2 separate regions of the Homo sapiens genome follow, and region 1 is linked to region 2. The links are chromatin loops, found by intact Hi-C in ENCODE. Cell type or tissue: Calu3. All regions are shown on one strand. Each heading gives the region's core, and the rest is flanking DNA. Links, peaks and the distances in the headings are about the cores only.

Region 1 (5,390 bases), core at 230-5,229, 77 kb before region 2:
CAGGGGCAGAACACTCATAAAGAGCTTCTCTATTGGGGCAGGGCAGAGGAGAAAAGTGGGTTTGGAGCCAGCACCTACACAGAGTCCCCACTGGAACACAGCCCTATTGGAGCTGTGAGAAGAGGACCATTATCCTCCAGACCTCAGAATGGTAGATTCATTGATAGGTTGCACTGTGAACCTTGAAAAGCCAAAAGGCACTCAATATCACCCCATGAAAGCAACTGCAGAGGCTATTCCCTGCAGAGCCACCGGGGTGGAGCTACTCAAGCCTTAGGAGCCCACCCTTTGCATCAGTGTTGCCTTGATGTGAGACATGGAGTCAAAGGAGCTTATTTTGGTGCTTTAAGATTTAATGACTGCCTTGTTGGGCTTCACACATTCTTGGTGCTTGTAGCCCTGTTTTTGATGTTGTTGTTGTTTTGCCAATTTCTCCCATTTGAAATGGGATCATTTACCCAATGCCTGTACATCCAGTGTATGTTGGAAGTAACTAACTTGTTTTTGCTTTTATAAGCTCATAGGCAGAAGACTTTCCTTGTCTCACATGAGACTTTGTACTTGATCTTTTGAGGTAATGATGAAATTAGTTAAGACTTTGGGGGATTTGAGGGAAGACATGATTGTGTTTTGCAGTGTGAGAAGGACATGAGATTTGGGAGCAGCCTAGGGCAGAATAATATGGTTTGGCTCTGTGTCCCCACCCAAATCTCATGTTGAATTTTAATTCCTAATTTTGGGGAAGGGACCTGGTGGGGAGTGGGGATCATGGGGGCAGATTTTCCCTTTGCTGTTCTTGTGATAGTGAGTTCTCATGAGATATGGTTGTTAAAAATGTGTAGCACTTCTCTCCTTGCTCTCTCACTCTCTTGCTGCCATGTGAAGACATGCTTGCTTCCCTTTTACTCTTCTGCCGTGATTGTAAATTTCCTGAGGCCTGCAAGTCATGCTTACTGTGCAGCCTGTGTAACTATGAGACAATTAAACCTCCTTTCTTTATAAATTACCCAGTCTTAGGTAGTTCTTTATAGTAATGTAAGAACTAACTAATATAGGAATAAAATCAAAGTAAGAGCAAGAAGAGTTTGAAAAACAGAAGAAAATATTTATTTATTGAATAAAAGACCTATGACAGTATAATCAATTTAATGTTCCTATTTTTTAATCAAAATATCAGTTGTTGAAAAACAGCCTGCTGCATGGTAAAAGTGATGCCACCTTTATGCAAAGCCTCCATGATGACTGATGTTTGAGTCCTGCCTACCAACATGTTCCATAGCATGGTCTTAAAGCAATGCCTATAATATAAATAACTCCTTGTATAGATTCTTATCTAATCTCCCAATGTAACAGTTCAATGGGTGCTTCTTGCCTGCTGCACAGCAAATCTCAATACACTATGACAGGCAAATCTCAATACACTATGACAGGCAAATCTCAATGCACTATGACAGTGGGTGTTGCAGCAGAGAATGAGCTTAATAATCAAAAGGCAGCCAGGCAAGAAGGACACAAGCTATTTCTCAAATCCATCTCCCTGAGACTTTGCAGACTTGGATTTTTAAGGATGATTTGGTGGGCAGGGCCTACAGAATTGTTTCTACTGATTGACTGTGTTAGAAATGAAATCACGGTTTTGAAATGCCGAAACTCTCTTGGTGTGCTGAGTCAGTTTCTGGGTGAGGTCACTGGTCCAGCTGGCATCAGTTGGTCCACCAGAATGCAAACTCAGAAAAATATCTCAAACTCCAGTCTTAGGTTTTACAGTAGTCATGTTATCTATAGGGTCAATTAGGAAAGTTACAAATTTTATGACCACCAGGTAGTGACTATGTGTTAGTCCATTCTAATATTGCTATAAAGAAATATGTGAGATTGGATAATTTATAAAGAAAAGAGGTTTTTTAATTGGCTCATGGTTCTACAGGCTGTTCAGGAAGCATGATGCTGGAATCTGCTTGGCTCCTGGGAAAGCCTCAGGAAACTTACAATCGTGGCTGAAGGTGAAGGGGGATCTTGCACTTCACATCCCGGAGTAGGTGCAAAAGAGAGGGTTGGGGGAAGAGCTACACACTTTTAAACAGTCAGATCTTATGAGAATTCACTTACTAACACAAGAACAGCATCAAGAAGATGATGCTAAATCATTCATGAAAAACTGCCCTCATGGTCTAATCACCTCCTACCAGGCCCCACCTCCAACACTGGGGATAACAATTGAACATGAGATTTGGGCAGGGACATATGTCCAAATCATACCAGACTTCTAAGTTATAAGCATTTACAAAAAGGCAAGTTAGAAAACAATGACTAGTTATTATTTAACTATGTCTAAGTCTTGGCAGAATTCAAGTCTCTAGTATAATTCTAACCTTGTGGCCTTTCATTAGTTTTACAGAAGTGGTTTTCGTCCCTGAACAAGGAAGGTGTTAGTTTTAGGAAGGAACAATCATCATTCTTGCTTTAAAGTTCAACTATAAATTCCTCCCACAGTTAGCTTGGCCTACATGCAGGAATAAGCAGAGGCTTATGAGATTACAAGTAAGATGAGGTCAGTTATATCAGCTTTCTCTCAATGTTATACTTTTGCAAGTGTGGTTTCACCCAGTGGTCAAGAGTTTCAGCAAAAAAGTCTGAGATGTGACCAACCACATATGTCTTTACCCTAAATGCTTGCTAAATGAAGGACATTTTCTGGAGAGTGAGTGTGGAGATACACCATCTTGTGGCCTTTCAAGACATTGATTCTGTTCTTACATCTCTATTAAATCTTTCCTTCTGATAAACTGGATCTGTCAGCCTCTTTCTTCAGCCTTTCAGCTCCCTCGGACCTTGAGGGTAGGTTTGAATATATCTGCTCACCATGGAGCATCAGTGTTATTGAAAAATATCAGTGCTTCATACAATTTCTCTAAAATATCTTCAAGATGGATACTACATCAGTTACCAACAATTACAAATAATCTAATTATTGCTCTGATTTCATTCTGAGTTAAAAGTTAATGATTTATAAAATATTATTATATGGACTTAGATGACCATGAAGAATTACCTTATATTTAGACAATATTTATGTCTTATATTACATTGAATTTTACAAAAGAAATTATTTGAAAATCTGCATCAAATTTTCCTTGTGCCAAGAATGATTTGTGGCAGATTGGTTTTCTCTTTCTCCATTTTCTACATACAAAACTAGATGGATATTCCCTGCCTTCCTTTCCATTAGATTTGACATGTGACTTAGTTGGGATGTTCGTCCTAGTCCCAGGTTTGGCCAATCAAATTCTTCCATGTAAAAGCCTCCTCATGCTTTATTCCACAGCTGACTTTGTATAGGTGAGCTTAGCAAACTTGAGCACCATATCTTGGAAACAACAATTCTACAAGATGAAAAGAGGAGTCTGGATCTACAAAATGTTTCTTAGAGAAGATATGTCTGCAATCTGAATCTCTCATTAGATTTTTCTATTAAAAGTAAATACACATTTATTTGGTTAAGCTATTGAAATTTTTGGCTTCATTTATAATAATATCTATTATTATCTATCTGTGACACATTATCTATCTGTGTCTCTATCTATGTATGTATATTTTTTCTTATTTCAGTATCTTTTGGGGTACAAGTGTTTTTTTGTTACATGGATGAATTATATAGTGGTGAATTCTGAGATTTTAGTGTACATTGAAACTAATGTGTAATTTTTTTTATCCCTAGCCCCTCTCGCACCCTCCCCTTCTGAGACTTTAAGGTCCATTATATTACTCTGTATGCCTTTGTGTACTCATAGCTTAGCTGCCACTTATAAGTGAAAACATGCAGTTTTTGGTTTTCCACTCCTGTGTTACTTCACTTAGAATAATGGCCTCCAGCTCCATCCAAGTTGCTGCAAAAGATATTATTTTGTTCCTTTTAATGGCTGAGTAGTATATAAATATATATATAACTTATATATAAATATATATAACATATATAAATATATATAACATATATAAATATATATAACTTATATATAAATATATAACATATATAAATATATATAATATATATAAATATATATAACATGTATAAATATATATAACTTATATATAAATATATATAACATATAAATATATTAAATATATATTTTATATATTATATATAAAATATATATTTATTTAATATATATTAAATATATAATATATAAAATATATATATTTAAGTTTTTATTTTATTGTGGTAAGAAAATGATATGAGACTTTTCTATTAATAAATTTTTAAGTACACTATAGAGTGTTTTTAACTATAGGCACAACATTATACTGAAGATCTCTAGAATTTATTCATTTTAATTAACTGAAATTTTACGCCTGTTGATTAGCAACTGCCCATTTCTCCTTCCCACCAGTCCCTGGCAACAACCATTCCACTATATGATTCTGTGGGTTTGACTATTTTAGACACCTCATATAAGTGGAACAATGCAGTAATTGTCCTTCTGTGACTGGTTTATTTCACTTAGCATAATGTCCTCCGGGATCATCCACGTTGTCACATATGGCAGGATTTCCTTCTTTTCTAAGGCTGAATGATACTCTGTTGCAGGTACATACTGCATTTCCTTCATCTACTCATCTGTCAATGAATCTTTAGGCTATTTCCGCATCTTGACTACTGTGACTAATGCTGTAATGAGCATGGAGGTACAAATATCGCCTTGAGTCCCTGATTCCAGTTATTTGGACAAATATCAGAAGTGGGACTACTGGTTGATATGCAAATTCTATTTTTGTAATTGTTCCAGCTGTACCATTTTCCATTCCCATCAACAGTGTACAAAGTTTCCAATTTCTCTACATCCTCCCCAACACTTGTTATTACTATTTTGTCTATTTTTTTGTAATAGCAATCCTAACAGATGTGAGGTGATACCCCATTGTGGTTTTGATTTGCATTTCCATGATAATTAATAACATTGAGCATCTTTTCATACACCTTTTGGTCATTTGTATGACTTCTTTGAAAAGTGTCAAGTATTTAGCCCAATTTTTAATCAGGTATTCGTTTTTGTTTGTTTGATTTTTACTCCTGGCTTGTAGGAGTTCCTTATCTGTTTTAGAATTAACCCCTTATCAGATATATGTTTTGCAAATATTTTCCCCCATTCTGTAGTTGACTGTTTACTCTGTTGTTTTCTTTGTACAAAAGCTTTTTAGTTTGAGGTAGTCTCATTTCTCCATTTTTGCTTTTGTTTTCTGTGCTTTTGATGTCATATCCACAAAATCATAGCTCTGTCCTATGTCATGAAGCTTTTTCCCTGTGTGTTTCTTCTAGAGGTTTTACAGTTTCAGGTCTTACATTAAAGTCTTTTTATTTATTTAGTTAACTTTTTTCTATGATGTAGAATAAG
Region 2 (5,390 bases), core at 194-5,193:
AACAGCTCTGTGTAAAGGGCAAGCCCATTTATGCAATTCACAATACATACCCCCAGTGCTTTGGAACAAGGCTCTTCTTTGTAGCATAAACCACAAGGTTAGGTGACTGCACCTGTTCTCATAAGCTCAGATCTCTCAGATACACCATATCACAAGGTGAGACAGGTACAGCATCAATCTATCACACTATGAAAATAACATTTTGGGATCACACCAAGTAAGTCCAGAGGACAGAATTAATTTATGCAAATAGGTGGCTAGAATCCTATGCCACTTCTCACTTTAACACTGACTCCTCTCTAAATTTAGCATCTAATAGCTTCATAAACTTTCTTTATGATGAGTTGAAGAAAGAGAAAGAAAACTGGGACCAGGTTCGCAGGTGGTTCAGCTTAATGTGTTAATGGGACCAAAAAATACTGGAGCTGCATTAAGTGGCACTTAGGGGTGACTGTAAAGAAAAATAATGAAGGAACAAATCCTTCCTGTACACAGATTTATAAGTAGTGCACTTCGGCATTTACATTGTATATAGAGGGATGGTCTGAAATAAAGATATAGACTCTTGGTCAGTGGTAAATAGTAAATGATTGATTGGTCACTGGTATAGATTAAAAGATTCGAGACAAGCAGTTTGACGGAAGAGGTATTTTGGCTCAAAGTGCTCAGATGTTGTACCTTACGTCAATTTCCACCTGAGATCATTCATTACAGAGGAGACAGTTATCCAGTGATGGTAAGTCACCCTCTATCGTCAGCAACCCCAGTACTGCACAATAGGCCCATGATTAGGAAAGTCACAGTGGCAACATGTACTTCTTTTCACAAAATATTTTAAAGCAGCTGTTTCTACGAAATTCCAAAATTATTAAGTTGTATGGATCAAAGAGTTTGATGAAGGTCCAAGACATTATAATAAACAAACAGCCACTCAGTGGCAACTCGATTACACCAAACATCTTCCAAGTATAAAATTCAGATGTATCTGATATAATAAAATAAAATGACTCCATATAATATCAAAAGGAAACTTTGGTGAATTCCTCTGTAGAACAGAAGACTGAAAAACTTTTCTATGACTCAAAATCCTAAAAAAAAAAATAAAGGAAGAGTGAGGTTTCACGGAACTAAAATAAAGGGTAGGAGGAAGAAAGGAAGGAAGGAGGAAGAAAGAGAGAGAAAGAGAGAAAGATAGATGATAGATAAGGGAAAGAGAAAGAAAGAAGAGAGAAAAGGAGAAAGAAAATAAAAGAAAAAAATAAAAGTAATGAAAGAGGGTTTTCTGAAAGATGGATGACTAGATGCAACCAGGAAGTGCCACTCCCACGGAGAGGGACCGGAATTTTGACTAAACCAACATAATTTTAACACATTTTCAGAGAGAAAATGCTGAATGTGGATGGAAAAAGGATGCACACACCAAGCCTGAAGAGGAAGGAAGCTGGGAACCCCTGTCGGGTACCCAAATGGAAGGGCTGGCTACTGGCCCTGAATGGGTCCTGGAGAAGGGGTGAGTGAAGGAACTGGGGGACTGCCCACTCTCTCCATAGACCTCTGGTATCCTGGTTCCAGAGATTAGGTGGAGATAAGGCTTCAGCAGGTATGGAGTGATCTTTGTGCATAGGACAGCTTCTATGGAACCCAGCCATAAGTGCCATCCCCCAGGGCTCCCCATCTTCCTCTGAGCGACTTTGGCACCAGCTAATAGATGAACTGGAAGAAACAGGGCTGGCTTCCCTGCAGGGTTGGGGTACATCTGTCCTATAGGCCTACTTACCTGCCAGCCTCTCCCAGGCTCCTGCTTGGCCACTCTGCAAGAACATGTACACAATGCAGCCCCCACTACCCGGTACTGATGCTTTGCTCCATCTGAGTGCAACCTAGCAGACCAGGAGCCTTTCAGATCCTCCAGCACATCCAGAACTCAACCCTAAGTATCTGGAGCAGGGAGCTGAGAGCAGGTCCTGGTGCCTAAGAGCTCTGGCTCGTGATTCAGGAATACTAAGTTGGGATCGCTGCCCAGCACTTGAGGGAGGAAGGAGGCCACACCCCCATAAAACTAAGAGAGGTGAGTTCCACAGGTTGCAGGCTGTTGTGGGACCTGGTTGTGCCTCCCTCCACAGGGCTGGTCTAGTAAGAGTGTGACCTGTCTCCCTGAAAAACCTCTACCTAAGGGAGCCCCCACTCTGAAACGCCTAACAACAACAACAACAACAACAAAAAGTCAGACACAGTGCCAGTGATCGGAAGTGACCCAGGAGTGTAGCCGGTGAGAAAGTCACATCTCTCCTGCTCACAATACAGAGCACAGCTGCAAACCAGAAGATGCACAAAAGGCTCGTGCAACAGAGTAAGAGCCTATCTACTACTCATTGCTCACAAGCGCTATCTACTGGATCACAGTCCAAACTACAACAGCAAAAAGCAGCTGCTTCTCTCTCTTGGGAAGCCGAGGGCAAGAATTCAACAACAAAGACCCTGTACAGAGCATTATAAAAACTTTCAGAAGTAAAATAAACTGACTATACTCAATTTACCTACAGTTAAAGCAACACCAACCCTCCCAAATGAGAAATAATCGGTGTAAGAATTCTGGCAATTCAAAAAGCCAGAATGTCCCCTTACATCCAAACAAGCTTAGTAGGACTTCAGCAATGGTTCTTAACCAATCTGAAATGGCGGAAATGACAGATATGGAATTCAGAATCTGGATAGCAAGGAAGCTCATCAAGATTTGGGAGGAAGTGGAAACCAAATCCTAGGAAGCCGAGCAATCCAGTAAAATGATTCAAGAGCTGAAAGACAAAATAGTAATTTTAAGAAAGGCCTAAACTGAATTTCTTGAGTTGAAAATTCAATACAAGAATTTCATAATGCAAACAGAAGTATTAAGAGCAGAATGCATCAAGCTGAAGAAATAATTTCAGAGCTCAAAACTGGTTCTTCAAATTAACTCAGACAAAAATAAAGAAAAAGAATTTTATAAAATGAACAAAACCTCCAAGAAACATGTCATTATTTAAAGAGGCCAAATCTATGACTCGTGTGCATCCCTGAGAGAAAAGGAGAGAGAATAAGCAACTTGGAAAATATATCTGAGTTTATAGTTGATGAAATTTTCCCTAATCTCACTAGAGAGGTAGATTGCAAATTCAACAAATATAGAGAACCCCGGATATATACTATAAAAGATGACCCTCCCCAAGACACATAATTGTCAGATTGACCATGTTCAACACAAAAGAAAAAATCTTAAGGTCACCTAAAGACAAAGGTCAGGTCACATACACAGGGACCCCCATCAGGCTGCCAATAGATCTCTCAGCAGAAACTTTACAAGCTAGAAGTGATTGGGGCCTATTTTCAGTATGTTTAAAGAAAACACATGCCAACTAAGAATTTAATACCTCATTAAACTAAGCTTCAAAAGTGAAGGGAAATAAAATCCTTATCAGACAAGCAAATGCTAAGGGAATTCATTTCAACTAGACCACACTTATGAGAGGTCCTTAAGGGAGTGCTAAACTTGGAATCAAAAGAATGACACTTGCTACCACAAATAGTCACTTAAGCACATATCCCACAAACACTATAAAGCAACTACACAATTAAGTCTACATAACAACCATATAACAGCATGATGACAAGGTAAAAATATCACATATCAACACTAACCCTTAATGTAAATGAGCTAAACGCCCCACTTAAAACACATATGAAATGGCAATCTGGATAAAAAGATGAGAATCAATAGTGTACTGTCTTTAAGAGACCCATCTCACACATAATGACATCCGCAGGCTCAAAATAAAAAGTTGAATAAATATCTGCCCTGCAAACAGAAAATTTTAAAAAGCAGGAATTGCTATGTTTTATATTAGATAAAACAGACTTTAAACTTTTTACAATTAAGAAGCATAAAGAAGGACATTACATAATGATAAAGGGTATAATCCAACAAGAACTAACTATCCTAAATGTCTGCACACCCAGCATTGGAGCACCCAGATTCATAAAACAAGTTCTTCCTGACCTACATGAAGACTCAGACAACCACACAAAAATGGTGGGAAACTTCAAAAATCCACTGACAGCGTTAGACAGATCATTGTGGCAGAAAACTTACAAAGAAACTCTGGATTTAACTCAACACTTGACCAATGGACCCAACAGACATCTACAAAATATTTCACCCCATAACCATAGAATATACATTCTTCTGAATAAAATATAGAACATAGTCCAAGAAAGACCACATGCTAGATCATAAACAAGTTTCAATAATTCAAAAAAATCAAAATAATACCAAGCAGATGTTTGACCATAGTGCAATAAAAATGGAAATCAGTATTAAGAAGATATCTTAAAACTACACAGATATATAGAAATTAAACAACTTATCCTGAATAACTCTTGGATAAACTTTGAAATTAAGGCAGAAATCAAAAAAATCTTTGAAATTAATAAAAATAGGGGCATAACTTATCAAAATATCTGGGATACAGCTAAAGCAGTATTAAAAGGAAAGTTCATAGTGATAAACACCTTCACCAAGAAATTAGATAGACCTCAAATTAACATTCTAACTTTTTTCTAGTTTCTATCCTAAAGAAACTAGAAAAAAAAAACAACCTCAAAGCTGGCAGAAGAAAAGAAATAACTAAAATTAGAGAAAGGTTGAATAAAATTAAAATGTAAAAATTCATACAGAAGATCAATGAAAGCAAGTGTTTGTTCTTCAAAAGACTAAATAAAATTTATAGACCCCCCCCCCCACAGCTAGATTAACAAAGAAAAAGAAAGGCAAGACCCAAATAAACGCAATAGGAAATGACAAAGGTGGTATTACAACCAACCACATAGAAATACAAAAGAACCTCAGAGACTACTATGAATGACTCTATTCATACAAATTAGAAAGTCTAGAGAAATTCCTGAAAGCACAAAATCTCCCAAGATTGAATCATGAAGAGAATGAAACCCAGACTAGAACAATATTAAGTTCTAAAATTGAATCAGTAATAAAGATCTTAACAACCACAAGAGCTCTGGACCAGATGGATTCACAGCTGAATTCTACCAGACATACAAATAATTGATACCAATCCTACTGAAACTCTTCCAAAATATCGGGGAGGATGGGCTCCTCCCTAAATCATTCTATGAGCCAGCATCAGCCTGTACCAAAATCTGGCAGAGACACAATGAACAAAGAAAACTTCAGGCCCGTATCTTTGATAAATATATACACAATAGACACGAAAATCTTCAATAAAATATTAGCAAACCAAGTTCAGCAGCACATCAAAAAGTGAATTCGCTACAATCAAGTAGGCTTTATTCCTGGTATGCAAGCCTATTTCATCATAGACAAATCAGTAAATGTGGTA

Evidence for each region. Peaks named below come from ENCODE experiments on the same cell type or tissue, not always from the same donor. Only the 100,000 strongest peaks of a DNase experiment are listed, where the experiment ranks them.
Region 1: a loop joins it to region 2, with 8 times the contacts of the local background. A loop is called at or near these places in 1 of 110 quality-filtered maps.

Annotation. Positions count from the first base shown.
Region 1 is chr4:171,064,905-171,070,294 of GRCh38, reverse strand. No RefSeq gene overlaps it. Among named protein-coding and RNA genes, the nearest start is that of LINC02431, 27 kb to the right of the region's middle. In Calu3, for the core only: no CTCF peak of the experiment used is centred there; no DNase peak of the experiment used is centred there.
Region 2 is chr4:170,988,149-170,993,538 of GRCh38, reverse strand. The region is part of intron 1 of LOC124900869 (a long non-coding RNA gene); the gene reads right to left. Among named protein-coding and RNA genes, the nearest start is that of LINC02431, 50 kb to the left of the region's middle. In Calu3, for the core only: no CTCF peak of the experiment used is centred there; a DNase peak (open chromatin) is centred at 2,378.